Regions from separate parts of the Homo sapiens genome. Here region 1 is linked to region 2. Evidence: chromatin loops called from intact Hi-C (ENCODE). Cell type or tissue: heart left ventricle. All regions are shown on one strand. Each heading gives the region's core, and the rest is flanking DNA. Links, peaks and the distances in the headings are about the cores only.

Region 1 (16,054 bases), core at 2,696-10,695, 60 kb after region 2:
CCCGGGCGACAGGACGAGTCTCCATCCCAAGGAAAAAAAAAATAGCCACATGATTGTATTGTTCTTATAGTTTCTATTGCTGGCTTATTTTTCAAATGTCTGATATGTAGCAGTAGCTAGAGCATCCCATCCACCTTTATATCATCCCAATTCACCAGTGAAATTTTGACCAATAGGAACCTTACCTAGTATCAGGACTGCCTGTGCCCTACCACAAGTGATGTGGTTCTCATTGCCAGCAAAGCCACAAGTGATCCAGCTCCAAACCCCATCTTCTTTCCTACAATTCTTAGAGTACTCCGGGTACCAACTGTCACAGGTTACAGTTTCCCAGGAAGCAGACTCTGAGATGGGGATTAGAACATGCTACATATTTATTAAAGAACGCCCTATGGATAGACACATATGGAAAGGGAGATAAGAAAACAGGATTAGGCAAAAGGAGAAGGAGAAGTTAGCTGAAATGCAGGCTTGACAGCAGCCTCAGCCAACACTGCAGGGACACTTGGTGCTAAAATGGTCCTTCAGAGGTATCCTGAGCCAGATGAAGATCATCAGGTCTTTATTCTTCTGCACTAATCAGTTGTTGGATGTGTGTGTCCCTGGGAAAGAGCATGACCTTAAACAAGAGGGTTCTGCAGCTGAGGCAATCCTTGAAGGGGCTGATAGCTAACAGCTGCCTGCTGACATGTCTCCAAACAGCTGGGTCAACAAGCCCTTCACTGAGGAAGGATCTGGACCCTAGAACTAATCCTTTTAGGGAAGTAGCAATTTGAGGAGGCTTGAAAGTAGCTTTCAGAAAGACTGTGCCATCTTTCTGTATGACCCTGTGCCTTTGCACATTCTTCTGTTTCTACACCAAATGATTTTTCCCCACTCTTCATTCCTTTCTTTGCTAACTAGAACGTGTCCTTCAAGCATTGCCTTCCCAAAGAAGCCATTGCAGAATAGATTCCCTTTCAACCCCACTCCCAAGTCTCCTTGCCAAACAAACTCCCTGACTGGTGAAATGTTCCTGTGTTTTCCTGTGAGACTTTTAAGATGCCTATATATTAATACTTAATGCTTATCACCCTGAGGTTTTTTTTGTTTTGTTTTGTTTTTTGAGACATAGTCTTACTCTATCGTCCAGGCTGGAGTGCATTGGCGCCTATCTCCGCTCACTGCAACTTCCGTCTCCCAGGTTCAAGCAATTCTCGTGTCTCAGCCTCCTGAGTGCACCACCATACCTGGCTAATTTTTGTATTTTTAGTAGAGACAGGGTTTTACCATGTTGGCTAGGCTGATATTGAACTCCTGACCTCAGGTGATCCGCTTGCCTTGGCCTCCCAAATTGCTGGGATTACAGGTATGAGTCACCACGCCTGGCCTACCCTGAGTTTTCATTATGTAGTCATCTGCTATATTTTTCACTGGGCTGTTCATTTCTTGGAGATTTTATCTTTTCTTTTACTGGTGTATATTTAAGGAGCAGAACCAGTATGGTGCCTTTCATGTATCATGTATGTTAAATGGATGAACCCATCAAAAATATTATCATTCATGCCATAGAAGAAGGACACAGAACTAGAGTTAAGAAATCCAATTTGAGTCCTTACTTTGTCATAAACAGATTACAGATAAGTCACTCAATCTCCTCATATGTTTCACCTTCTGTAAAATGTAGATAAGTTCTCTCCTTACTTTATATCATTTTTATAAAGATAAAGGTAAATGAGATATATGAATGTTGGGTAATAAAAGTGTTATACAATGCCAGAAATTATTATTGTTTACCTATCACTTATTCTTCATCAGTGATCAGTGTTTGCCTACCTTGCTGCCTATAAATGTTTCATTTACTGTTGTAAGTCTCTGGGTTAATCACAGATGCAAATTTTAACTGTTGCTAAGGTGTATCTGCTCTGTACTCTTCAATTCTGGACAACTAATCCATATGTGTGTTTGGAAACTGGAAAATAAATGAGCCACTGAAAACTATCACCTCTAAAAGAGAACCCTGGATTAGTGAAAGGCCTAATCAGTGGGTTAAAAGGTGAACTGTCTCGGACTTTAAGAAAGTTATAGTCTGCTAGAGGGAGACAAACATGTGATAATATAAGAGAAATGAAATATTATAGATATTTTCTAGATATGAGATGGGATTTAGTGCAGGTACAAAGGAAGGAGTGATTAGATAGAGATTGAGGAGATGAAACTTGCCCTGTCTGGCAGTTTCCCTTCAGGCAGGCAAGGAACTGAAGGGCATGCAGGATGTGCAGAGGCACAAAGGAATAATAAGACAGAGGATTCCAAAGAGTTCTGTGTGACCAGAATGTACGGCAGAGGGGATGAGGGAAAATAAGGCAGCCACATGTGTCTGCCACCTTGGCATCAGAAAGGCCTCACTGGACATACTGTATATGGGGTCCTCTTCTGTTGCAGTTCTGAGATTCTCTGACTTACCTCAATTAGTAATTTATTATTTGGTATGGGAGATTCACTCCATTATGATAGTGGTCTTATGCAATATGTTTTATTTCATCATTGTAAATATATTTAATTCTGAAAATGCAAGGCTTTGGGGATAGGCTGTAATCATGTCTATCAGAAGTTTAAAGGATCCAGATAGCCATTGTTTAATGGCACCAATGATAAATGTAATGTCAGTTTAAAGAATGCTTTGAAAGCAAAGTTAGGTCATCTTTAATTGTTTGTTACTGAGGCTAAGGTGGAGGTGGGGGAGATTTCCTTTGCTTTACCGTTAGTATAGAACCTTTTTTTTATTTTTTATTTTTTTTCATGAGCATAGAACACAGCAAAAAACATCAAGGCACTTTAGGGTTGGTAAGGACTAAAAATTATCTTTCCAGCTCCCTTCATGCCAATTCCCCACTCCGGCCAACAAAAACCCTAATTGCTTCTATAGGTCCATGACATCTTAAAGATCTTGAAAGGTCTAGAGTGGTAGGGAATTACAATACTGTTTAGTCATTTACTGGTGATGGCATCATATACATTTCTACATATGTCTGGAATATCAGAGATATTCTGGGTACTTCTAAAAGTCATGACAGAACTTGGTGGTATGGAAAGATTGGAACGAATATGCATTTCTCCTGCTGAAGGCAGCATGTAGAAGCATAAGCACCATTTTTGCTCCACCACTGGCTTTGCAAATCATACATTTCCCAGAGGTAGATAATAATAAGGAAATATGAGAAAATCAAATTCTCTAGTTCTTCTAGTAAAGTAGAACAGCAAAGTCATTTTAAAATGATAGTCCAGTGGTTGTGACATGACCAGATAAGTCAGGTTGGAAGGGTTCCTAAAAATAATTCAGCTGAATCCTTTACTGATGAGGAAACTGAAGTCCACAAAGGTCAAGTGGTTTGCCCAAGGCCACAAAGCTCTCTGATCATCTAAAGTGGTCCCCAATGCTGTAATGTTTATTGGTTTTCAGACTTATTGTTTCCTAGAACAGAGTTCCTTCTCATCAAAATGGGTTTTATAGAATATGGCATCCTCCTCACATGCCATAAGGAAGCTACTCCCTTCTGAGGACTATAGCTTGTCCTTCATTATTCAAAAGATCAATTATCTTGAGCTCTTCCCATTCATTGTTGGTTTACTTCCCTGTTCATTAATTAGTTCTGAGAGGAGAGAAAAGTAAAGGAGGTAAAACCCATAGTCATTCTTTTACTTATTAGTGGTTTGGTGGGTGTTAGGGGAGAGAGGGAGGGTTGGTGGAAAAAATGAAATAAAAGATTTTTAAGATGATTACCTGTGACTTTCATTTGTTCCAAGGTATTAATGACATAAAAAAATCGAGAGCTTCACAAAAAATACATTGACATTCTTATCCTGCAAAATCTTCAACGTTTCCCAATCCAAAACTCATATTTTAAACATTATTCAATCACCTACATCCTTAGTCTTTAATCTATGGGTTTCTCATGATTTGTATTCTGTTAGAAGCATGATGGGTTTTAGTTATGAGTGTGTGAGTGAAGAAACGAAGGTGAGTTCCCAGGCTTTTCTCAGCTGAGACTATCACCATATGTGTGAACAAATGCCTTCCAGCCGATACTGGGTGTAAACCACTTGAAATATTGGAGAAAGGCCAACATTTCATCATCTTGGCCCATCTCTTTGCACAGTGTAATGCTCTCGTGTGCCGTTCCAGAGCAGTGAAACTCCGAAGGCTTGTCTAAAATGCCAATGATAATACACCTATTTTTATCTAGCAGAGCCACTGTGGTTCACATAGTTACTTTCCCAACTGAAAAATGCTGGTGAACCAGCACAGCAAGACCAAGATAAGTATCTTCTTAGAGTTACTGGCAAACAGCAAAGACAATTAAACTTCAGTATTGAGTCACTTGTCAACTGGGCAGGCTGACTTCAACTCCTACCACTGAGTTTTCAAGCTGCGTAGGATTTTGCCATATTGAGCTTAGTTTACATTAAGCCATTTGTGCTGCTAAATTCTTTAAAAGCCATATTATTTGATAAGAGGCTGTATGCTTGTATTTTGGAGCATGTGTGATACTTACCGTCCTAGTTTCTAAGCTGAAATTGTTGATGCCAAGAAGGGAGATTATTACATGTATTGATGCACTGTGAGCAGACCAAATGTAACTCCTTTTTGCAAAAGAACCTATGTGAATACCGAGTCAGCCTCCCACACACATGAGTCTTCTTTGTCACTTCAGTGGGAGTTTTATGTGGGAATTAAGAAGAGAAAAATGTCACCCAGAGTGTGTCTGATCATGATTTAATATCTGAGCCAAGACATCTTCATCTAGTGAAAGCTCCTACCCACATAACATTAAATCATAAACATATGCAGCAACGGGCCTTTGAATACGCCTTTGCAATGCTTTGCATGGAATGAGCCATAAGCTATGTTATTTGATAAATTGAATTGACATTCACAGGAAACTCTCATATTGGGATATTTAGTTGAAATATAAATGACAGAATGGTCAGCGTTTTGGTTCAATGCTTTGGGGGAGGACCATAAAAGTCCCAATGTTTGCTAAGAGAAGAAAGCCCAAAACAACTTATATGCCTTCATGGCCTAAAACAGGGAGTGGTAGGAAGTAGGGGAGGCAAGAGAGGCAGTGTGTGTGTGAAAACCAAAGGCTTCCTCTAACAAACTAATTAATTATACCTTTATGTATGATTAAGATGCATTCATTAAAAATTAGAGGCCATATAGTTTTGATTACTGTTAAAACAAATGCATACACCAAACAAGCACAACCATGTTTTATTAAAATAAATAAAGGAGCTTATGGGATCAGTCCACAGCATTTAAATGCAGTTCCATCCTGTGTTTCCCATGGGGTAATTACATGACTCAGTCCACTGGACAACCAGCTCAGCCAAAGCAGATTTATAGGGAGTAAGGAGAGATCATCCTGGGATTCCTTTTGCTTGGCTTCAGAGTTCCTGAATTAGCGTAGAGTTGGGTGTGAGTTACAGGTTACACTATTAAGCAGCTTCCTCAACCACAGAAGCACTTATAAGGCAAGAGGCAGGCATGGGGTGGTTCTGGTCCTATTCACGTTTGGAAACTAAAGAAATGGGAGGAACACTAAGAGGTTTATGTAGGTTTTTCCTGGAGACCTGGGTTGGCCATATTGAATCCACAAGGATTAGAGCTGAGTGGGTTCCTGTGTAGGGGCATGCTGCTGTTCAACTGCAGTGTCATCTGGCCATTGTTCTTTGATGCAAACAGATTCTATCTATGGCTCCTCACACTACAAAATATGGTAGGTTTTCATTACCTTCAAGGAAAGAAGTCTCTACTAAAAACTTTTAAATACTTTAGCTGCAGCCCCAGAAGCACTACACGCAGCAGTTTGCAGGTAGAGTGGACCATGAATAGGGCTTTGTATGAGGACCCTTAGAATTATATTGGAATACCTGTAGCCCACTTATAGACTAAACGTAAGTAACTCTTTAAGGCAAGTAAGTAAAACAGAACATCATGTTTCAGGTAGGATTTTATTATATCTTATCAGTGGCATCATTATTCCCCTTGAGCTGAACCTCATGCTGAGCTAGAATTGGCGTTTTTAGGCTTCTTATAATCATAAATATAAACTGAATTCTGCCTTTACAATAAATGCTTCTCTCATCTACTGGATTCTCTAACTCAACTTTAACGTGGGAAGTTGTGATTTCTAATTGATCTATCCACAGGCATTGGGTCCTCTTCTGCAGATATAGGTACTTAGCACCCCTGCCGCCACACCACTCCAAGGGGAATTGTGAGTGGAGAGAAAGTCCAACTGGCACAGAAACTGTTGTAGAAAATCCAAGGAAATGCCGATTGCAAGATTCTGAGTGTTTGGCAATTAATACAATTTATCCTTTTGGCCTAGAAAATTTACTCACAGAGAAATTTTTAAAAAGCCTACCATGTAATACCCTTTCAAGATTCCTAAATAGTATTGGGAAAATCCAAATCATACAAGTCGCTTTCTTCTCAACCCCAGGTAAATCAAGCTACTAGATTATTAACTCTGGGTTATATCATCACTACACTTTTACCTCATATTAACGTTATATACATTATTAAGTTATATATAGGTATAGATTATATATAATACATATAATTTTAAAAAAATTTTGTGTGTATATCATAGGTATGTGTACATATACATATTTATGGGGTACATGAGATACTTTAATACAGGCATGCAATGGGTAATAATCACACCAGGGTAAATGGGATATCTATCCACTCAAGCATTTATTCTTCGTGTTACAAACAATCCAATTATACTCTTTTAGTTATTTAAAAATATACAATTAAATTATTATTGACTAAAATCACTTGTTGTGCCATCAAATACTAGGTCTTCTTCATTCTTTCCAACTACTTTTTATTTATTTATTTATTTATTTATTTATTTATTTTTTCTTTTATTATTATACTTTAAGTTTTAGGGTACATGTGCACATTGTGCAGGTTAGTTACATATGTATACATGTGCCACGCTGGTGCGCTGCACCCACTAACTCGTCATCTAGCATTAGGTATATCTCCCAATGCTATCTCTCCCCCCTCCCCCCACCCCACAACAGTCCCCAGAGTGTGATGTTCCCCTTCCTGTGTCCATGTGTTCTCATTGTTCAATTCCCACCTATGAGTGAGAATATGCGATGTTTGGTTTTTTGTTCTTGCGATAGTTTACTGAGAATGATGATTTCCAATTTCATCCATGTCCCTACAAAGGACATGAACTCATCCTTTTTTATGGCGGCATAGTATTCCATGGTGGATATGTGCCACATTTTCTTAATCCAGTCTATCATTGTTGGACATTTGGGTTGGTTCCAAGTCTTTGCTATTGTGAATAGTGCCGCAATAAACATACGTGTGCATCTGTCCTTATAGCAGCATGATTTATAGTCCTTTGGGTATATACCCAGTAATGGGATGGCTGGGTCAAATAGTATTTCTAATTCTAGATCCCTGAGGAATCGCCACACTGACTTCCACAATGGTTGAACTAGTTTACAGTCCCACCAACAGTGTAAAAGTGTTCCTATTTCTCCACATCCTCTCCAGCACCTGTTGTTTCCTGACTTTTTAATGATTGCCATTCTAAGTGGTGTGAGATGGTATCTCATTGTGGTTTTGATTTGCATTTCTCTGATGGCCAGTGATGATGAGCATTTTTTCATGTGTTTTTTGGCTGCATAAATGTCTTCTTTTGAGAAGTGTCTGTTCATGTCCTTCGCCCACTTTTTGATGGGGTTGTTTGTTTTTTTCTTGTAAATTTGTTTGAGTTCATCGTAGATTCTGGATATTAGCCCTTTGTCAGATGAGTAGGTTGCAAAAATTTTCTCCCATTTTGTAGGTTGCCTGTTCACTCTGACGGTAGTTTCTTTTGCTGTGCAGAAGCTCTTTAGTTTAATTAGATCCAATTTGTCAATTTTGTCTTTTGTTGCCATTGCTTTTGGTGTTTTAGACATGAAGTCCTTGTCCATGCCTATGTCCTGAATGGTATTGCATAGGTTTTCTTCTAGGGTTTTTATGGTTTAAGTCTAATGTTTAAGTCTTTAATCCATCTTGAATTGATTTTTGTATAAGGTGTAAGGAAGGGATCCAGTTTCAGCTTTCTACATATGGCTAGCCAGTTTTCCCAGCACCATTTATTAAATAAGGAATCCTTTCCCCATTGCTTGTTTTTCTCAGGTTTGTCAAAGATCAGATAGTTGTAGATATGAGGCGTTATTTCTGAGGGCTCTGTTCTGTTCCATTGATCTATATCTCTGTTTTGGTACCAGCACCATGCTGTTTTGGTTACTGTAGCCTTGTAGTATAGTTTGAAGTCAGGTAGTGTGATGCCTCCAGCTTTGTTCTTCTGGCTTAGGATTGACTTGGCGATGCGGGCTCTTTTTTGGTTCCATATGAACTTTAAAGTAGTTTTTTCCAATTCTGTGAAGAAAGGCATTGGTAGCTTGATGGGGATGGCATTGAATCTGTAAATTACCTTGGGCAGTATGGCCATTTTCATGATATTGATTCTTCCTACCCATGAGCATGGAATGTTCTTCCATTTGTTTGTATCCTCTTTTATTTCATTGAGCAGTGGTTTGTAGTTCTCCTTGAAGAAGTCCTTCACATCCCTTGTAAGTTGGATTCCTAGATATTTTATTCTCTTTGAAGCAATTGTGAATGGGATTTCACTCATGATTTGGCTCTCTGTTTGTCTGTTGTTGGTGTATAAGAATGCTTGTGATTTTTGTACATTGATTTTGTATCCTGAGACTTTGCTGAAGTTGCTTATCAGCTTAAGGAGATTTTGGGCTGAGACAATGGGGTTTTCTAGATATACAATCATGTCATCTGCAAACAGGGACAATTTGACTTCCTCTTTTCCTAATTGAATACCCTTTATTTCCTTCTCCTGCCTAATTGCCCTGGCTAGAACTTCCAACACTATGTTGAATAGGAGTGGTGAGAGAGGGCATCCCTGTCTTGTGCCAGTTTTTGAAGGGAATGCTTCCAGTTTTTGCCCATTCAGTATGTATTGGCTATGGATTTGTCATAAATAGCTCTTATTATTTTGAGATATGTCCCATCAATACCGAATTTCTTGATAGTTTTTAGCATGAAGGGCTGTTGAATTTTGTCAAAGGCCTTTTCTGCATCTATAGAGATAATCATGTGGCTTTTGCCTTTGGTTCTGTTTATATGCTGGATTACATTTATTGATTTGCGTATATTGAACCAGCCTTGCATCCCAGGGATGAAGCCTGCTTGATCATGGTGGATAAGCTTTTTGATGTGCTGCTGGATTCGGTTTGCCAGTATTTTATTGAGGATTTTTGCATCAATGTTCATCAAGGATATTGGACTAAAATTCTCTTTTTTGGTTGTGTCTCTGCCCGGCTTTGGTATCAGAATGATGCTGGCCTCATAAAATGAGTTAGGGAGGATTCCCTCTTTTTCTATTGATTGGAATAGTTTCAGAAGGAATGGTACCAGTTCCTCCTTGTACCTCTGGTAGAATTTGGCTGTGAGTCCATCTGGTCCTGAACTCTTTTTGGTTGGTAAGCTATTGATTATTGCCACAATTTCAGATCCTGTTATTGGTCTATTCAGAGATTCAACTTCTTCCTGGTTTAGTCTTGGGAGAGTGTAAGTGTCAAGGAATTTATCCATTTCTTCTAGATTTTCTAGTTTATTTGTGTAGAGGTGTTTGTAGTATTCTCTAATGGTAGTTTGTATTTCTGTGGGATCGGTGGTGATATCCTCTTTATCATTTTTTATTGCATCTATTTGATTCTTCTCTCTTTTTTTCTTTATTAGTCTTGCTAGCAGTCTATCTATTTTGTTGATCCTTTCAAAAAACCAGCTCCTGGATTCATTAATTTTTGAAGGGTTTTTTGTGTCTCTATTTCCTTCAGTTCTGCTCTGATTTTAGTTATTTCTTGCCTTCTGCTAGCTTTTGAATGTGTTTGCTCTTGCTTCTCTAGTTCTTTTACTTGTGATGTTAGGGTGTCAATTTTGGATCTTTCCTGCTTTCTCTTGTGGGCATTTAGTGCTATAAATTTCCCTCTACACACTGCTTTGAATGTGTCCCAGAGATTCTGGTATGTTGTGTCTTTGTTCTCGTTGGTTTCAAAGAACATCTTTATTTCTGCCTTCATTTCGTTATGTACCCAGCAGTCATTCAGGAGCAGGTTGTTCAGTTTCCATGTAGTTGAGCGGTTTTGAGTGAAATTCTTAATCCTGAGTTCTAGTTTGATTGCACTGTGGTCTGAGAGATAGTTTGTTATAATTTCTGTTCTTTTACATTTGTTGAGGAGAGCTTTACTTCCAAGTATGTGGTCAATTTTGGAATAGGTGTGGTGTGGTGCTGAAAAAAATGTATATTCTGCTGATTTGGGGTGGAAAGTTCTGTAGATGTCTGTTAGGTCTGCTGGGTGCAGAGCTGAGTTCAATTCCTGGGTATCCTTGTTGACTTTCTGTCTTGTTGATCTGTCTAATATTGACAGTGGCGTGTTAAAGTCTCCCATTATTAATGTGTGGGAGTCTAAGTCTCTTTGTAGGTCACTCAGGACTTGCTTTATGAATCTGGGTGCTCCTGTATTGGGTGCATATATATTTAGTATAGTTAGCTCTTCTTGTTGAATTGATCCCTTTACCATTATGTAATGGCCTTCTTTGTCTCTTTTGATCTTTATTGGTTTAAAGTCTGTTTTATCAGAGACTAGGATTGCATCCCCTGCCTTTTTCTGTTTTCCATTTGCTTGGTAGATCTTCCTCCATCCTTTTATTTTGAGCCTATTTGTGTCTCTGCACGTGAGATGGGTTTCCTGAATACAGCACACTGATGGGTCTTGACTCTTTATCCAATTTGCCAGTCTGTGTCTTTTAATTGGAGCATTTAGTCCATTTACATTTAAGGTTAATATTGTTATGGGTGAATTTGAATGTTGGCCTGCCTTGATAGGTTGGGGAAATTCTCCTGGATAATATCCTGCATAGTGTTTTCCAACTTGGTTCCATTCTCCCCGTCACTTTCAGGTACACCAATCAGACGTAGATTTGGTCTTTTCACATAGTCCCATATTTCTTGGAGGCTTTGCTCATTTCTTTTTATTCTTTTTTCTCTAGACTTCCCTTCTCGCTTCATTTCATTCATTTCATCTTCCATCACTGATACCCTTTCTTCCAGTTGATCGCATCGGCTCCTGAGGCTTCTGCATTCTTCACGTAGTTCTCGAGCCTTGGTTTTCAGCTCCATCAGCTCCTTTAAGCACTTCTCTGTATTGGTTATTCTAGTTATACATTCTTCTAAATTTTTTTCGAAGTTTTCAACTTCTTTGCCTTTGGTTTGGATGTCCTTCCGTAGCTCAGAGTAATTTGATCGTCTGAAGCCTTCTTCTCTCAGCTCGTCAAATTGGTCGTTCTCTGTCCAGCTTTGTTCCATTGCTGGTGAGGAACTGTGTTCCTTTGGAGGAGGAGAGTTGCTCTGCTTTTTAGAGTTTCCAGTTTTTCTGTTCTGTTTTTTCCCCATCTTTGTGGTTTTATCTACTTTTGGTCTTCGATGACGGTGATGTACAGATGGGTTTTTGGTGTGAATGTCCTTTCTGTTTGTTCGTTTTCCTTCTAACAGACAGGACCCTCAGCTGCAGGTCTGTTGGAGTACCCGGCCGTGTGAGGTGTCAGTCTGCCCCTGCTGGGGGGTGCCTCCCAGTTAGGCTGCTCGGGGGTCAGGGGTCAGGGACCCAGTTGAGGAGGCAGTCTGCCCATTCTCAGATCTCCAGCTGCATGCTGGGAGAACCACTGCTCTCTTCAAAGCTGTCAGACAGGGACATTTAAGTCTGCAGAGGTTACTGCTGTCTTTTTGTTTGTCTGTGCCCTGCCCCCAGAGGTGGAGCCTACAGAGGCAGGCAGGCCTCCTTGAGCTGTGGTGGGCTCCACCCAGTTGGAGCTTCCTGGCTGCTTTGTTTGCCTAAGCAAGCCTGGGCAATGGCGGGTGCCCCTCCCCCAGCCTGGCTGCTGCCTTGCAGTTTGATCTCAGACTGCTGCGCTAGCAATCAGCGAGACTCCGTGGGTGTAGGACCCTCCGAGCCAGGTGCGGGATATAATCTCGTGGTGCGCCGTTTTTTAAGCCCATCGGAAAAGCGCAGTATTCGGGTGGGAGTGACCCGATTTTCCAGGTGCCATCCGTCACCCCTTTCTTTGACTAGGAAAGGGAACTCCCTGACCCCTTGCGCTTCCCGAGTGAGGCAATGCCTCACCCTGCTTCGGCTGGCGCATTGTGCGCGCACCCACTGACCTGCGCCCACTGTCTGGCACTCCCTAGTGAGATGAACCCGGTACCTCAAATGGAAATGCAGAAATCACCCGTCTTCTGCGTCACTCACGCTGGGAGCTGTAGACTGGAGCTGTTCGTATTCAGCCATCTTCCCAACTACTTTTTATACCCATTGACCTTCATCACATCTCCCCCAGACCCCTACTAACCTTCCCAGCCTCTGGTAACCATTCTTCTACTCTCTATCTCCATGAGTTCAATTGTTTTAATTTTTAGCTCCACCAAGTAAACGAGAACATAAAAATCTTGTCTTTCTGTGCCTTGCTTATTTCACTTAACAAAATGACCTCCAGTCCCATCTGTGTTGTTGCAAATGACAGGATCTCTTTCCTTTTTATGGCTGAATAGTACTCCGTTGTGTATAAGTACCACATTTTCTTTATCCATTTGTATGTTGATGGACCCTTAGGTTGCTTCCAAATCTTGGCTATTGTGAAGAGTGCTGCAACAAACACAGGAGTGTAGATATCTCTTCAATATACTGATTTCCTTTCCTTTAGGTATATACCCAGTAGTCGGATTGCTGGATCATATGGTAGCTCTACTTTTAGTTTTTTTGAGGAAACTCCAGACTGTTTTCCATCGTGGTTGTACTAATTTACATTCTCACACGCAGTGTACGATGATTCCCATTTCTCCACATCCTTGCCAGCATTTGTTACTGCCTATATTTTGGATAACAGCCATTGTAACTGGGGCTTATCACTACACTTTTCAATGATGTGTCTGGGTTTCAGAGGACTAACCATTGCAGGCTAGGCTGGGTGTTGGTTATTTTGAAGCTGAGTTTCTTTTCAAAGAACTCTGTACTAGTTGTTGTATGTTACGTTGTTTGGTCCAGAGAGTTCATACAGGTCTTGGAGCTGGAGATCATGTGGTAAATAATGCAAAGTAGAAAGTTAACCCACTGATTAATCACAATCCTGTGAACCTGAATGGAGTGAGTCATGGTCAGTCAACTAGGTAGAATTGGTCTTCTACTCTTCTCTAGATGAAAGACAACCACCATTCAGGATCTTCAGGCTATACAAACAAACAAACAAACAAACAAACAAACAAACCCCCAAAAACAAGAAATAGAAAAAGAAAAAAATGATTAAAAAGTTTAGAACTGATTCCTGATTTAAAGCATTGTGACTCAACATAATCTTATTTATAAATTCATTCAATAATAAACACCTGTTAAATCATAAAGACTTAAACAGAAAGAATTCTAGGAGTTATTATTTGTAACAAGTTGCAAGTGTATAAACACATCCTTAGTGTAACAATTTGTTAGACCGTATGAAATCCCTCATCAATTTACCTTTTCTCAAACAGGTGTGTTTGGTCTTAACAGGGAGGTTTTCCATACATAGGTTTTTATGGTGAGTTTTTAGTAGGTTATCACCTTCTACTGCTCCATCTTTGCTTTTTATCTTTTGTCTTTGTATTTTACTTATTTTCTGAGTCTCTATATGAAATAATTATTTAAAATTTACAGTATGTCTTTTTCTTTAAAGAGAGAAGAGAAAGAAAGAGAACTCCTTGAACTTGAAAACAGACCATCAATGGTGAGTACTTGCCCAATATTCAGAAATATCATCAAAGTGTTATCTCATGATGGATCCTAACCATATAAAATATTTCTACTAATAGCCTCAGTCAAATTAACGTAAAAACTGGGAATGGCGTTTTTGGCAGTTTTTGACAGTTGAATAGTCTCAAATATTGCAAGACACATGAAGTTTAATATCAGTGAGATCTTTCTCACATTCTGTATCTTGGAAGTTTGGGTGAGAATTGTATTAAGGATGTTTATGAAGCCAAAAAAGTAGACATATGTGGAAAGAGAGTTTTGAGGTCTAATTTATCTCAGATGAATACATTCTAATACTTCCTGAGACTTAGGTGAGAATCAAAAATCAAAAAAAATCCTGATATGAAGCAATGATCTATTGAACATGTTCTCAGGTTCTAATTACCCTCCACAGGAGGCTAAACTTTTCCCCAGTGATATGAAGTGTTCCTTAGAAAACTTCTTTTAAATCTTCATAATCACTGATGGAAACAGAAATTGTATCAACATGGAATAAGAGACATGCTTTCTCCGGTACTGTTAATCTAGAGGAGACCTGCTCAACCTTTACTTAGATATTGAAGAGGATTTGTTTGTATTAGGTTGGTGCAAAAGTAATTGCAATTTTTGCCATTAAAAGTAATGGCAAAATGCTAATAAAAGTAATGACAAAAATCACAATTACTTTTGCAGCAATATAATAAAATGTCTTTATCCTCAGACTATACTCATTTGTTTGAAGAGAGGTAACATCACTTAGTTATTAGATACAATACATCTGATTTCCAGTCCCAACTCTACCTCTAGCAAACTCTTTGACCTTGTCCAGGAAAATGACACTTAAACCTTGTTGCTAGCAATGGACTCTGTGACCTTGGGCAAATCACTTAGTCACTATGTCTCTATTAATCTCTCTCTAAAGTAGACTCCTCTTTGCTCTCTTCCTTATGGGGATGTTATGAGCATCAGGGAGATAATATTGGTAAATTGCTTTGAGTTCCTAAGAAGAAAAGCACACTTCAAATAGAAGCACCATTATATTGTTGTGCAATCATGTTATATCTTCTTTTCCTTCAATTATCCCTTCTGCTGTTATGTTTACTTCAACAGTTAGGTGTGTCTATTTTAACTAGGCAAACTAATACTTACCTGTTATGCTTTTCCCTATTCCTGTTACTTATCCTATTTTGCATATTTTCCCAAGTTAATTTTTTGGGAGAATAATCTATAAATGAGTTAATCATCTTGACCATGAGAATATACTTTTCAGAAAGACAACTGCACTAGAATATATAGATTCGGTGACAATAGAACAACAACCAGCAGCTTCTAGTATTTTCAAATTACTATGTCCAATAAAAATAATAATTAATGATGTATGTTTAAAGCGTACCTTTCATCTGATCATCTCAAAGTATTTTAGAAACTCTAATTAAACTCCAGAACACCCCTTTGCTAAACATATTATTATTTCCATGTTGCCAGTGAAGAAACTGAGGCTCAACAAGGTTATGGGACTAGCACAGGGACACAAAATGAGTCAGTGTCAGGAAGGGGACTTAGTGTTTTTAAGGCCTGTTCAAAAGTTTTCCACCTTGAGCTAATTAGTGCTTTATAGTTTCAAGGATAGAGGGTATCAGGTTACCAGGTAACAACCACTGACTCCCAAAATTCAGATGTAGCATTGCAGTGCTTAGGTGATCTGATGCTTCCCTTTTCCCAACCTATTTCTGTTCTTAACTCTTGGGAGGTTTTTTAGCTTCTCAAGCTCATCCACCAATGGACGAGTACAGCTAGGCATATATAGGCTATAAAGCTCCAATCAGTTGTTATAATAACTCTTGTCTAGCAAAAGTACAGAGTGGGAACAAATGTTGAAAGTCAGCACTAAGGTGATGCCAATGAATTACCTGTAGATTTTCATATCCTGCTCTGCTCCATGCTATGTTGTAGCAGAAGTTTTACGAGGCTAAATAGCATCTTATCGCTAGAAAAATAACAGTCTGTAATGCTGATTTAATTCGCTCTGAATCAGAAGAATTAGAAATTGACTACCTGCCACTAATAACCTAAATCCTATGAACTGGCTCCAAGGATTGAGATACAGTTCACAGTCTTAGGTAAGCCATACCTCTTTTTCAGTTTAAGTGGTTCAGCCTCA
Region 2 (16,054 bases), core at 5,244-13,243:
ATGCATATTTTGGTATATTTATTTCTAGACATTTTATAGTTGGATTAGGAATCAAAAGTAGTACATTTTTAAAAGTACATTTCAAATGATTTGCAATGGCATATAAAGATGATAGTACACATTTATCTTATATCCAATCAGGAAATTTGTTGCAGTTCTTACAAGTTCTAATAGTTTGATATTAGTTTGTTTACATGTCACCTTTTATTTACTAGCCCATTCCTTCTTTTTATGAATAGTCTTGACTGAGATTTGTCTATTGTCTTTATAAATATCCAGCCTTTGATGTCATTGGTTAGATAGATAGATAGATAGCCTAAGAATCTCTCTTTACCTTATAAATTTAATGAATTTACATTAGTTTTGATTACTAATATTTAGATTCCCTTCTAGATGCATCATAATATACTAGTTAATACTACAGACTTTGGTGCTATACTTATGTTTTAATTCTAACCTCCCTTTACTTTTCTCATCTGTAAAATAAGGGAAATTATAATAATATCATAGTGCTTGATTGGGTTGTTATGGAGAATGAATGACTTTATATATGTAAAATATTTAGAGCAGTACCTTACACATATAAGGACTATATAGTTGTTAACTCTTATAATTCATATTATCTTTTCTTTATGTTTTATAGGTTTTTTATTTGCTCTCTTCCTCATCTTATATTTTATTAAATTCACCATGTTTCTTTTTTTCCTTCCCTCCTTACCTACACATACAAAAATTGAAAGTTATTTTCCATTTCTATTTGTTAGAGATAAATCAAGCCTCTCTGAATATTCTAGACTTAGATTATTGTAACTGTTATCACCCCCATCTTGTTTGCCATTGTTGTCTAGTATTTTAATACTGACTATTTTTTGATCCTCCAAATTAGCCATTATGTTTATTTTTATGTAGTCAATGCATGCTTAAATTTATCAAAACATAGCCGGGCATGGTGGCTCACGCCTGTAATCCCAGCACTTTGGGAGGCCGAGGCGGGCGGATCACGAGGTCAGGAGATGGAGACCATCCTGGCCAACACGGTGAAACCCCGTCTCTACTAAAAAATACAAAAAATTAGCCGGGCGTGGTGGCGGGCGCTTGTAGTCCCAGCTACTCCAGAGGCTGAGGCAGGAGAATGGTGTGAACCCGGGAGGCAGAGCTTGCAGTGAGCCGAGATCGCGCCACTGCACTCCACCTTGGGCGATGGAGAGAGACTCTGTCTCAAAAAAAAAAAAAAAAAAAAAAAAAAATTATCAAAACATTTGCTAATTTCCTTGCTCATTTTCTTCATACTATTTCATTTCTTCTTTCTGTGTTCAATTTCCTTCTTTTTGGATACATTTCTTTTGATATCTTTTCACAGAAGATCCTTAGTGGTAAACATTCTCTCAATTTTTCTAATTTAAAATTATCTTGATTTTTACTTTCACTTTTAAATGAGAATTTAGCTGGTCAGATATTTATGAGTTGATAGTTACTTTCTTTCAGCACTTTGAAATATCCCTTTGTCTTTGTAGAGACCAATTTCCCTTGGTCTCTACAGCTGTTTTTGGGAAGCCTGCTGTTAGTCTAATTCTTGTTCTTTTTACATTACCTTCTTTTGCTTTCAGGTTATTTTAAAGATATCTTTAAAATAAAGATATCTGTAGTTTCACTGTAAGTATGACTAGATGTGAATTCATATTTATTTCTTTGTATTAGTACTCAGTATGCTTCCTAATCTGAGAAATAGGTCTGTAATCATTTCTAGAGAATTAACAACAATTTTGTGTTTGAATAATGCTATTTTCCAGAACTCTTTATTTACCTTATAGAACAAATAGATGCATATTGATTCTTTAATCCTTAGTCTTTCATACAAAAGAAAAGTTTGTATGTGTTTTACTTATTTGATAACTACTAGATATTCCTTATCTTGTAAGTAACCTGTGTCCCCATCTAGATGCTGAACTCTTGGGGGCAGTTTGCTACATGCTATAAGTCTTTGGGATATCATGTTTACGAGCATGGGTTCTAGAGACAGACTATCTTGTCTTGAATCCTTGCTCTATCACCTATCTTTAATATCTCAGGTGCTATTACATGTGTTACAGTATAATGGAGATATTAATAGTATTTACCTTAGAAGGTACTTAGTATTTATTAAGAACTCAGTGAATGTTAGCTATTACACTACTTTTACATAAAGAAAAACTGTTAAATAACCTTCACTTCACAAAAATATACAATTTAGATTAAATTTTGAAAAAAGGTTAACTTTTAATATTGGAGGAGGAATAAAAGAAGGAGGAAAGAAACAAACATTTTAGGCAGAGGAAACAGCATGCACATAGATATAGGAGTTGTGAAGTGTAGAGTGTATTTGAGAAATGTAGGGGATATTGCCTGTGCCCCACCCATATCCTCTCGGCACTCCTGGGTCATTAAGATCCATTTCCTTCTGCAAGCATTTGCAGTTCTTCACTTGATGACTTTCTCCTGACCTGGACACCAAGCTAGTGGAATTCATGCCCCTAGGAGCAGCTCCCAGCCAATGATGGATGGGGTTGGAAGATAAATACTCTAGCTTCCTATTTTTCAGCTACCTTAACTCTGAGTTGTGTTCTATACTCTCTCCCAATTACCAGTGGAATTGAGGACCAGTTACCTTCTAAGATAACTTGTTTGACAATGTATCCTGCTTTAGCTTCTCTTCACCTTCCTAGTCCTATTTTACTACCTTACCTTCTGATAAGCCTACAAAAACAAGATATGTTGAAAAGACTTTCATTTTATTTCCTGCTTCTAAAATGTAAATGCTTTAATTATTTAAAACTCTCTGAGGTCTTCTTCCAAAAGGCTGACAGAACATTGCATTTCCACTCATGAAAAACTCTCTCAGGCCCAGAACAAGGTCTGTGATTTAATGAGAGGCATTTTAAAGACTATGAGAACAACTTGATGTAGATATTTAAGAAAAAAAAATCTTTTAATAAAGGTTCTGTTTCTCTGAGGACCTTTATTTTGTTTTATTTTTTGTATGAAGCCAGTTGCTATGTGGGCGTTTACTGTGAGATTAATATGCGTTGCCGCAAATTTATAAATGAGTTTTCTCATCTTGAAGGAAAACACAAAATTCTATCTCTCACATTGCTTTCCTAGTTGGAAGAAAAACAGAACTTTCCAAAATAGGGCATAGAACACATGGCTTCTAGGAGTCCTTGGAATATCCTATGAGTGAACAGATTTGTGTATCTATGGTCATAGCAAGTCATAGTAGGTAATCATGCCTATATTCATATAGAGGAATGGTAGGAAGGGCTTTTAAAGATTATCTAGTCCATCTAGATTTTATAGATAAATAATATAGGGTCCACAAACTTAAATGGGTTGCCTAAGATTACCAAGAATATTAGTATTGGTTAGAGCATTAATTCTCTTTAATCCTGGTCCAGTGCTCTTTTCACATTATAGGAGAGTCCATTTCTTAAACATTACCCTGGAGAGTTCCTTTTCTTTGGCTAGCCTCAAGGGAAAAATAAAGTCCCTACATTGTACAAGATGATTGTATTTGATTCAATTATTTTCCCAGTTGTGGGGAGCCAGGGACCAAAGTTTAAGCTCTGCGGTGGTTGGCCACTGGGTATATTGAGGTCAACTTGGGTGGCCCATTTTGTTAAAGATTACCCTGGTACTTTCACTAGTATCATCAGTACATTTTATAGTCTTTGAATCAAAGGTAAATTTATTTTATTTTAATTTTTACAGTTTGGCATGTAGCATTTTTTTTCAACTTTTATTTTAGAAACAGGGAGTACATGGTACATGTGCAGGTTTGTTACATGAGTATATTGCACCCAGGTAGTGAGTATAGTAACCAATAGGTAGTTTTTTTGACCCATTTCCCTCTCTCTCTCCTTCTTCCCTGAAGTAGCCTGCGGTGTCTGCTGTTCCCATGTTTATGTCCATGGGTGCTTAATGTTTAGCTTCCACTTCTAAGTGAGAACATGCAATATTTGACTTTCTGTTCCTGTGTTAATTCGCTTAGGCTTATGGCCTCCAGCTCCATCCATGTTGCTGCAAAGGACATGATTTTGTTCTTTGTTATGATTGCATAGTATTCCTTGGTGTATATGTGCTCCATTTTCTTCATCAATCCACCATTGGTGAGCACCTAGGTTGATTTCTCATCTTTACTATTGTGAATAGGGTGATGATAAACATACAAGTGCATGTATCTTTTTGGTATAATGATCTATTTTCCTTTGGGTATATACCCAGTAATGGGATTTCTTGGTCACTTGTAGCTCTGTTTTAAGTTCTTTGAGAAATCTCCCAACTGCTTTTCACAGTGGCTGAACTAATTTACATTTCCACCAAGAGTATATAAGCATTCCCTTTTCTCTGTAGCCTCACCAGCATTTGTTGTTTTCTGACTTTTAATAATAGCCATTCTGACTTGTGTGAGATGATATCTCATTGTGGTTTTGATTTGCATTTCTCTGGTGATTAGTGATGATGAGCATTTTTTTAATATGTTTGCCATTTGTATGCCTTTTTTTGAAAAATATCTGTTCATGTCCATGACCATTTTTTAATGGGATTGTTTGGTTTTTACTTGTTGATTTAAGTTCCTTATAGATTCTGGATATTATACTTTGTCAGATATGTAGTTTGCAATATTTTCTCCCATTCTGTAGGTTGTTCGTTTATTCCGTTGATAGCTTCTTTTGCTGTGCAGAAGCTTTTTAGTTCTATTAAGATTCCACTTGTCAATTTTTGTTTGTGTTGCTATTGCTTTTGGGGACTTAGCCAAAATTTATTTGCCCAGGCTAAGGTCAAGAAGGGTATTTTCCAGGTTTTCTTCTAGTATTTTTATAGTTTTGGGGTTTCACATTTAAATCTCTAATCCATTGTTAGTTAATTTTTGTATATGTTGAGAGGTAAGGGTCTAGTTTTATTCTTCTGCATATGGCTAGCCAGTTATCCTAGCACCATTCACTGAATAGGTAGCCCTTCCCCATTGCTTGTTTTTGTTGGCCTTGTCAAAGATTGGATGATTGTAAGTGTGCAGCTGTACTTCTGATTTTGTATCTTGTTTCATTGTTCTATGTGTGTTTTTATACAAGCACCATGTGTTTTGGTTATTAGAGCCTTATAGTATAGGACGAAGTAACTGTGATGCCTCTGGCTTTGTTGTTTTCACATAGGATTGCTTTGGCTATTTGGGCTCTATTTTGGTTCTATATGAATTTTAGAATAGTTTTTTCTAATACTGTAAAGAATGACGTGGGTACTTTGACAGGAATAGCATTGAATCTGTAATTACTTTGGACAGTGTGGCCATTTTAGTGATATTGATTCATCTAAGCCATGAGCATGGAGGTTTTTCCATTTATTTGTGTCATCTCTGATTTCTTTCAGCAGTGTTTTATAGTTCTCCTTGTAGAAATCTTTCATCTCCTTGGTTAGCTGTACTTATAGATATTTTATTTTCTTTGTGGCTATTTTAAGTGGAATTGTGTTCTTGATTTGACCCTTAGCCTGGACACTATTGGTGTCTAGAAATACTACTGACTTTTGTACATTGATTTTGTATATAAAACCTTACTAAAATATTTGATCAGTTCTAGTAAACTTTTGGTGGGTTCTTTAGGGTTTTTTTAGGTATGAAATCATATTTTCAGTGAAGAAAGATCAATTTAGCCACTAAGAATTTATTTATGTGTCTACGAATAATTTATTTAATCATTTTGGGCCTCATTTTCCCAATGTACCTCATACAAAAGATCAATGAAACCAAGAGCTGCTCCTTCAAGAAACAAACAAACATACAAGATAGGTAGACAGCTAGCTAGATTAACAAAAGAAAGAGAGAAGATCTTTTGTATGGATTTTTGCATGTCAATTTCATTCAGTTCTTCTTTAAATTTTGTTATGTCTTTTCTTCCACTGGCCTTGGGGTTGGTTGGCTCTCTTTTTTTTCTAGTTCCTTCAGGTGCAAAGTTAGATTGTTAATTTTAAATCTTTCTAACTTCTTGATAAAGCCATTTAGTACCGTTAGCTTTCCTCTTAACACGGCTTTAGCTGTATCCCAGGCAGTTTGGTGAGTGTTGTCCCTATTTTCATCAATTTCAAATAATTTTTTGATTTTTGCTTTAATTTCTATGTTCGTCCATAAATTATTCAGGAACAAGTTGTTTAATTTCCACGAATTTGCATAGTTTTTAGAAATCCCCTTGATATGAATTTCTATTTTTATTGCACTGTGGTTTGAGTGTGTGCTTGGTTTGATTTCAATGTTTTTGAATTTATTGAAACTTCCTTTATGACTGAGCATGTGGTTGATCTTGGATAATGTTCCATGTACAGATGAGAAAAATGAATATTCTGTGGTTACTGGGTGGAGTGTTCTGTAGATGCCTATTAGTTACAATTGGTCAAGTGTCAAGTTTAAGTCCAGGATTTCTTTGCTAGTTTTTTGCCTCGATGGGGTGTCTAATGCTGTCAGTGGGGTGTTGACGTTTCCCACTATTATTGGGTGGTTGTCTGAGTCTTTTTGTAGGCCAAGAAGAACTTGTTTTCTGAATTTGTGTGCTCCAATGTTGAACGCATATATATTTAGGATAGTTATGTCTTCTTGCAAATGTCATTTTAATCCTTATTTTACTAGAATTATTCATTTTGCTTTCTGTTTTCCTGACTTCTGTGATACCCACACTCTTGGTTCTTCTTGAAACTATCTGATGGTTTCTCCACTGTCTCATTTGTAGATACCTCTGCCTTTTTTCACCTCTTGAATGTTAGTCTTTTTAGCTGTCAGTGTTCTGTTCTTGGCACACTTCTCCTCTATGTAATATTCTGATACACTTACAAAGTAGTAAATATGTGTTTGATCAATTAGACAATAAATAAATAGCTGCCCCCATTTGTTTCTAGAGTCTCTTTGACACCCATATGTTGATAACTCAAAAGTCTACATCATCTTGATGATCTGGACTTACATATATTTCAACATACCAGAGTTACAGCCATATGTTACCTAGACATTTATAATGCAATAAACAAAATGAACTCATCTTCGGTATTCTCTATTTCAATGATTAGACCTACCCAGTCCCTCAAGTTAGAAACTAACTACACTTTTTTTGTCCTGCTCCCTTACCAATCCCAATACAATCTATCACAAAATTCTGCCTGTGTTTTCTTCTAAGATTCTCTCATTCATTTTTCTCTCCATCTCTAACATTGCTTGATATCAGGCACTGATCATGCCTTCATCATTTCTCTTTCTGACTTTTTCAAGAGCCTCCTGCATTCTTACTTTTAGATATATTCCTTTAAATCACATTTTCTGTACATATATCATAGTATCGGTATCAAAAACACAAATCTGATTTTATTGGACCTTTTTTTCACTCACCACTATACTAAAAAGGAAAATTAAACTTATGTTTTGCTATTTTCAGTATTTTCAATAGCTTTCCATTGCCTAGCAGTTAAAATACAATCTTCTTAACATGGCCCAGCAGGCCATCCCTATGAACCTCTTGACCTTTATCTTACAGCACTCTGCCTCTCACTTCATGCCTCAGTTGTGCAGTATTGCTTATGTCCCTCATCCAGAAACCATGTAATTTTTTAATTTTATGCCTTTATTGATACCATACCTCCCTTTTCCTCCTTTCTTCTATGTATTCCTACTCATTTTTATGAATGAGCCCTGGAAACCTCCTATGAAGGTACCCACGGAGGCTTTCATGATTTCCTTGGTTGGATTATGTGTTTCTATATACTCATTCAGAGTTAGCAAAACTTTACTTATGCATTGTTTTATAATTATCCATTCATATATTTGCCTCCTTTACAATACAGTGATCTTTAAGTGTGGACACTGTGTCCTTTTCATTTCTATTCCCAGGACATGGGCTAATGCTTGAAACACAGGAGACCCTCAAGAAGTATCTGCAAAATGAACACTAGTGAGAAAGGACGGCTTTTGTTAGACTTCATCCTATAAATCTTGAAGACTTTAACCTAGAAGCATTGGAGGTCAGGTGGTTTACTCCAGGAGTTTTATTGCTGGCTTGATCTGTGATGTCTCATATTTATGTGCTGTTGGGCAAGGGAGATATAGAGAGGGATAAGCTCTTGGCTATTCTTGTTTGCCCTGGTAAATCACAGGTCTGCCCATTCAACTGCATAAATATTTCTGAAATGCATTCACTATTTTTAGTTCAGACTACAACATCGCATGTCTGGATTCCTAAGCAACCTCCCCATAACTGACTTCCTTGGCTTAAGTCTATTCTTTTCCAATTCATTTCCCATACATAATGTAACCACAGTAATCTTTTCCAGATGCTAAAGTTCCTTATTTGGTTCCAAAACTTTTAGACAAAAGTTCAAACTCTTTAATGCAGCGTATAATGATACAGTTTATAATCTGAGTCTTGCTTGCTTTTCCAGCCTTGTGGCTCACTATGCTGTCCTGGACTACCTGAGTTCTTGCTAGACTGCATGGCTATGGTTCATTGAATTTGCTTTATTTCACTTACTTCTGGGTCTTTGGATTTGCTTGGGACACTCCTCCTTTTTATCCCCATTCTCATTTTCAGCTAACTCTTAACTGATTGTTCAGAGTATAGCTTATGTGTTACTTTATCCAGAAAGCCTTCCTTGATGTCCAAAAATGTTCAGGAATGTTTTAGGTCTCCCCGTCTACCAGTTTCTCAACCCATATGCTCCTGTCACACCCCTGTTCTTCCCTCATACATAAGCATCACATGATCATAGCTGCCTTTCATATTGTCTTTGTAACCCACTAAATTAAGTCCTGTGAAGGCAGAAACCACATCAATTGTATTCTTTGTTTTATAGTTAGTATCTAGTACAGGAGCTTGCACAAATTCCTGATGAATATTATGAATTGAATGAGTGAATGTTTGAATATAGGGTAATTTTATGTTATCCACTGGATTTCATGTTACTATGATGTTGAGTAATTACAAGAGAAATACGACTAGAACTCTGAAGTTTTTTTTTTAATCTACTAGTTATACATAAGACTTCTCCTGATAGTCCTGTGTTTGTTGTTTATTAGGTGTCCAATGAGGAACTTGGGTTTTATGAACACTAAGTCCCTACCAATCCCAACAGTATGTCTGAATCTCTGAGTTCCCATAAGAAGAAAGATTCTTCTCAAAATAAATCACTAATAAGGGAAATTTGGTGACTGATTGAAGCTAAGGAAGATAACCTCATTTCTACTTCTGTAAGGAGGAAAATACCCTCTCTGCCAAAGTAAGTGGATGCCTCTAGGTCACTGGCAATGATCTGATTTGCCAGGAATAGTTTTCTGGAACCATAATGGAATTTGGGTCTGGTTCCATGAGAGAAGTGTGGGCTCAGGAAGACAAGCTTTTAAGTATTGTTGTCAAGGATTTTATGGTCTTATGAGGTATAGGGGCAAAATTTATTAATGACTCAGCAAGGCTGCCCTAATTTTAGGCCTGAAGGTAAGCTTGCAACACTTCAGAGAGTGGGAGACAGGGAGGAAGTATTATCACTTCAACTGAGTCTTGTTTTATTTATAAATACTGTGTTGATGAATTTTAAATTGGTCATCCTTAATTTGGGGCCTAAAATAGATCAGACCTCTTTCTTAGTTCCCTCCTTTGAGTCAAAAGAGACCAAAATAAGAATTTATATACGTATTACCAAGTATTGGGTGTGCCATGTTTGGGGCTTTATTTAGTGCACTGGGTAATTAACGCAATATGTAGAAAAATATATCTTTTCTTCCTTGCAAATAAGTCAAGGGTTCAAGGATCAGTCCTTTAAGAAACTTGGTTTTTCTCCTATTTCTCATATTAACCGTAGCTTGACCAGTTCTCTCTCTGGTTTGTCACTGTCATAAGAAGACCCAGGGAAGGAATGGATTACACAGTTTGAATGAATCACTACCACTCATGTGTAAGTTGGGAGCTTGAATTTCATGGCCTCTTATACTCTCAGTTCAGGAGGTCTGTGAGAATAAAGGCTCATCCTTCAGTAAATTCTAACAAGGCAAATTTGGTGACTAATCAAGCCATACACAAACCTTCTTCATAGTCCATACTTTATGTTGGGTCAGTAGCATGAACTGTGACAGATAAATGACAAATATGTTATTACTGGCATATTATATTTAGTTAGCTAGAATTTGGTCTAAAGAAAACTAGCCTTAGAGTCTAGAAAGGAACTGGACTCTGCCTCCAGTTGTGCGGCTTTGGGTAAATCACTTTAAACATTTGAACCTCAACTTTTTTATTCATAAAGCAGACTAATTTGAACAAAGCAGAGAGATCAGGAAAATATACACAGTTTGATGAACGGAACCAGGAAAGTCAGGGGGTCGGGGGTGTTGAAGTGTGTGCTATGGTTAAATTCCATTAACAAACTATCCCTCCAAATTCAGATAGATGTACACACACACGAGCTTCCTACTTATGCTCAGATCCTGCTTCTCATGTACTTTCTCTAAGCCTCTGTTGCATGTCACCAACATGCAGGTGGCAACTGATACATTTGTAGGGACCATTTCTTTTTAACATACACACGATCACATCCATGTGGGAGGATGACCTAAGCATTACTGTGCACCCACTGAAGCCTAGACAAAAGATCAATGTTATCCATGAATTACATTGTTTAATCCTCAAACCTGTGTTCTGACGCAGGCATTTCTATACCTTCATAATAATTATAATTATAATATGGGAATAATTCTGGAGAAAAGAAAGGCAGAAGGCTCAGATCCTGCTAGCAGACAAGTTTTAGACTTAAGGAGTTAACACAGTAGGGGGTAGAGGGAATCTGGATCTTGAAGGTCTCTGTGGTTGAATGGTCAACACTTGCTTCAGTTCTGGGGAAAGGTTATGGGCAGGGCCACCATACGCAAGTGGGCAGATGCTTCACAGGACAAGAGTGCCACAATTTCACAAGGGTGCGAGTGCAGGCAGAACCCAGCTTGTGCTCCCCTTACCAGCTGCCTGCCTTGGCAGAGGTTGGGACTGCCCAAAGAGAGGGTCACCTTTTGTAGTACACACCAAGCCATCATTTATTGTTCCAGCCATCTGCTTGTGGAGTTGCTCCTTTTTCCTAATTTCTACAGAGACACCATGTAGCCTAACTGATGCTCTGGCCAGGGCTTGGAGGAATTTGAGAAACAGCAACAAACCTACCCAGCTGAAGACTAGGCTTTTGTATACAGAGCATTGTATTGCATGAGAAAAGTATAAATTATTCATGTTAATGTCATAAATATTCTGTCTTCAAAGCTCAGTATTTTAATACTTAGAGCTCAGTATTTTTTAGTATAAAGCTCTGCTGTCCCATATGGTAGCCACTAGCCACAGGTAGCCATTTCAATTTAAGTGGAAAAACATTAAATAAAATAAAATAAATAATTCCTTAGTTACAGTAACCACATTTCAAGTGTTTAAAAGCTGTAGCTAGATGTGCTAGTGACTACCATATAAGATAGTGCAGAATTATAGAACATTTTAATCACTGCAGAAAGTTTTATTGGCCAGCCCTGGAATAATCAACTGTTTCTAGTCTACAGATTGTTCCTTGATCCACATTAAATTATTCAGGCCACTATAATTGTATTGGCTTTAGTAGATGATTGCCTACCAAACCTAAATAGTATGTAAATGCATGTAAGAATCTTAATGTGGTTTCCAAATTTTCAAACTCAACTGTATTTTTTTAGCCCTTTCCCAGTTCCCCTTCCCAGAGGCAACTCATGTTATCATTTTATGTATTCTTCCTGAGATTCACAAGAATAGATCTAGCACACTCATGTACACAAACATACCTTCTTATATTTATCTTTATCACTTGGATGACAGAATATGAGTTGTTCCACACATTGATATTTTCCACTTCATACTATATTTTGAATATCACCCCATATTAATACATAAAGAGCTTCTTCATTCATTTTAAGACTGTATGGTATTCCATTATGTGAAGGGGTGTGTGTGTGTGTGTGGTTTTAATTGTTTGCTGTTATAAATAATATTGCAAAAAACTTATATATGTATGTTATTTCACATGTTTAAGATGATGTTTATACAATAAATTTCTGAAAGAGAAATTGCCATTTCTAGGTGATATTCATTTGAAATTGGCATGGATATAAGCAAATTTATCATAATAGGAGTCATACCAATTTATACTTTGACTATCAGTGTGCCTGTTATCTCTACATCATCGCCAAGGGTACATTATCTGTTTTCTTGCCAATTTTATAGATGAAAAATTACATATCAATACAATTCTAACTTGAATTTTTCTTCTTATGAATGCGAAAGGCAGCTTTCATGTGTTTAATAATAATTTCTTTAAGTTTTTGACTGTCAAAGGAATATTTCTTTATATTTGAAGTCCTTTTAACTGGGATATGACTCATGTTGACCCATTGGGGTCAATATTCTCAGGGACATGATGTGTCATATCAATATTTAACTTCAAGTCTTCTTTAATTTTAGAAATGTTTTCTTGAATTTTATTCTTATAAATTTATGCTATTTAATTATTTGTAGATTTCTTCTTTGGCGACTTCAATTATGCATGTAATCCCCTTTATCTATTCTCCCTGTCAGTTTCTCTTGAATTGAAAAAAAATTATTATTTCCTTTTTATTTTCTTACATCATTATTTATTCCTATTATTGTGTTTTTAAAACTTCCCGTTTTACGTTTCTTCCAGTTTTGTCTTCATTTATGTGTTTTGTTTCATTTTTTTTCCCGAGCTCTTTTGTTCACATTTTGTCTCCTCTTTCATCAGCATTTCATCTGTGAACCTTTATATTTCTGTTTTGTCTCCTTTTTTTTTATAGGGATAATTAATCCTTTAATTCAGAGGGGCTATTCATGATGGTATATTTTGGTACAATTTTTATCTGTTATGTGCTAATTTTTTCTAGTGGCTTTTCTTTTTTGACTTTTATTTTATATATTTCTTTCTGCATTTTTCTCTTGTCAAAATTTTGTATAGAAATTTTGCTGCTTTTTATGTTCAGTGTTCATCTTTGAAGGAGGTAAAATTTCCCTGGATCAGGTATTGATAGGAAATTGATGTGCAGAGGAGCGAGCACAGAATCCCAGGCTAACTGGAGTTTTCTTATCCTTGGGTGTGTAGGAAGTTCATATAGCATTTACTTCTCCCCAGCTTTGGGATTGTTTACAGTGTAAGGTCTCTCGTCTGCCTTGCTGCTGCAGAGACAGCCAGCTTCCTGGAAATATAGCTTGACTATGTGATTTTTGTTTTTAGCTCCACCCTTATTTGCTGCTGCCCCCAGTGTGTGTACCATTGTCCAGCTGTTAAAAACAAAGGATTTAGCAACTGGGACTCAGGTTGTGTTCTTCTCTTTCAAGAAAATATCTTTACTGTTTTTTCCCCCTAGACCTACTGCTGTGAGTCCCTCCACCTGATTCTTTCTGCACTGCCCTTAACAAGACGTGAACAGTCCTCTAGACCTATTTTGTAGTTTGGCACTTCAGCTGTTTTCTATTTTTACCAAAAATGAAGTTTGCATTCTGAGTTTTGATTTTATTCTTAGGAAAGAAAGACAGAAACACCCACCTTCCACCACCATCTTTAAAATAGGAACCTCATGCATTATTTTGTGGAATACTTTGTATTTTTTTAACTTTTCCAAAAACAAACAAACAAACCCTAAGGTATGAGTCATAATATTTCAGCCTTTACTGATTATTTTATTTTGATCAAGGCTATGATTTTCAGTTGCTTAACAGACACTTCCTTATAGAAATTCTACCAATACATCAAACTTTCACTTTTTAGAGATAAATTCATCCTCGTTTTTTTCTACAAATCTATTTTTCTAGGATTATGAAACTCCCTTTTAGCAGTCTTCAAAGTTTAGCTCTTTTATATTCTCCTCACTCCACATATTTATAATTAATTAATAACTTTTGTAATAACTAAGGCATTTATCGAACCTCACTATACATAAGGTAGTGTGCAAGGTGTTGGATAGTAATGGCCTTGGACTTGGATTAAAGGTGTTTCTCCCCTGAGTTCTTAAGTTTTTAAGGATCCTACATGTCATAAATCTACATTAAAAATTATTTAAAAACTCATAGGCATCTCTTTCACTTAGGATCCAGAGCTCAGTACCTGCACAGATGTTCTTATGGCCCAAGGAAATCCTTCTCCACATCTCTTGCCCTATTACCTTGAAAGAAAAAGTGGCTGCCCCAAATCCCCAAACGCCATGAACATTGAAGGATGGTGCCCCTGTCCATGTTGCATTTGGATGCCTCTTTGGAGTATCAGGAGGATTTGAGCAGTGGAAGCTCTTAAGAAAGAAAATACAAATTATTTTAAGAAGAAAACAACCCCATCAAAAAGTGGGTGAAGGATATGAACAGACACTTCTCAAAAGAAGACATTTATGCAGCCAAAAGACACATGAAAAAATGCTCATCATCACTGGCCATCAGAGAAATGCAAATCAAAACCACAATGAGATACCATCTCACACCACTTAGAATGGCGATCATTAAAAAGTCAGGAAACAACAGGTGCTGGAGAGGATGTGGAGAAATAGGAACACTTTTACACTGTTGGTGGGACTGTAAACTAGTTCAACCATTGTGGAAGTCAGTGTGGCGATTCCTCAGGGATCTAGAACTAGAAATACCATTTGACTCTGCCATCCCATTACTGGGTGTATACCCAAAAGACTATAAATCATGCTGCTATAAAGACAGATGCACACGTATGTTTATTGCGGCACTATTCACAATAGCAAAGACTTGGAACCAACCCAAATGTCCAACAATGATAGACTGGATTAAGAAAATGTGGCACATATACACCATGGAATACTATGCAGCCATAAAAAATGATGAGTTCACGTCCTTTGTAGGGACATGGATGAAGCTGGAAACCATTATTCTCAGCAAACTATCACAAGGACAAAAAACCAAACACGGCATGTTCTCACTCATAGGTGGGAATTGAACAATGAGAACACATGGACACAGGAAGGGGAACATCACAAACTGGGGCCTGTTGTAGGGTGGGGAGAGGGGGGAGGGATAGCATTAGGAGATACACCTAATGTAAATGATGAGTTAATGGGTGGAGCACACCAACATGGCACATGTATACATATGTAACAAGTCTGCACGTTGTGCACATGTACTGTATAACTTAAAGTGTAATAAAAAAAGAAAAAATTATTTTAACTTGTCATATTCTTTCTCTCAGCATAAATGCAATAAATTCAACTATAGCAAACTACCAGTAGTGCTAGCATCTATTTTATGTTGCTTCTGATTTACAGTTCATGGCTCAGGAAGTACTTTTAAATTAGCACATTATGTGTCACTCTTGCACATGGAGAACAAGGAACATTTTACAATATTAAATAATTCATAGAGCTTATAAATAAACATAGGTCTAGCTGTAACACAGTGGAGCCAATTCTTTAATATTAGCAACTAAATGGATGTTGATCACTAAAATTTCAAATAGTTTTATTTTTATAAATGTATTTCATAAGAATAAGTGGCATGTTTTTCAAAATTAAATGACAAACTTTAGATTTATAAAATAATTATAAATTTTGATTACCATAAATTACATTTTGTATTTTGCTTATAATTTTGAAAATTTTGAGTATTTTAGAAGAAAAGTAATATTTTAAAAACTTATGAAAAATAACCTTCACTTATTTATATTAATATTTACTTTCTTATGCAAGTTTGACAAAAATACACTTAAATTTTGAAAACTATTTATGTGCTTGTACTTTTATTCCTTTAGATCATTGATGTTAATAGAACACAAGTTGTGTAAAACTTGGTCATGCAGCATAGTCATCCTACTGAAATAAAGGCTGAAAAATAAATTAATTGAATAAGCATATTACTAGTTTATGACTTATACATATTTTTACTCTATTGCTTATCCAAACATTGTTGATCCATGAACAGTGTCCTCAGATATGTAAAAGAATAAGTAAATTTAGTTATTTTTAAAATTTGGCTGACTT

The links. A loop is a pair of places that touch in the nucleus more often than their neighbours do. Peaks named below come from ENCODE experiments on the same cell type or tissue, not always from the same donor. Only the 100,000 strongest peaks of a DNase experiment are listed, where the experiment ranks them.
Region 1: a loop joins it to region 2, with 2.1 times the contacts of the local background. A loop is called at or near these places in 3 of 110 quality-filtered maps.

What each region holds. Positions count from the first base shown.
Region 1 is chr5:57,858,451-57,874,504 of GRCh38, forward strand. No RefSeq gene overlaps it. Among named protein-coding and RNA genes, the nearest start is that of LINC02225, 33 kb to the right of the region's middle. In heart left ventricle, for the core only: no CTCF peak of the experiment used is centred there; no DNase peak of the experiment used is centred there; H3K27ac peaks cover 316 bases.
Region 2 is chr5:57,795,964-57,812,017 of GRCh38, forward strand. No RefSeq gene overlaps it. Among named protein-coding and RNA genes, the nearest start is that of LINC02225, 95 kb to the right of the region's middle. In heart left ventricle, for the core only: no CTCF peak of the experiment used is centred there; no DNase peak of the experiment used is centred there; H3K27ac peaks cover 180 bases.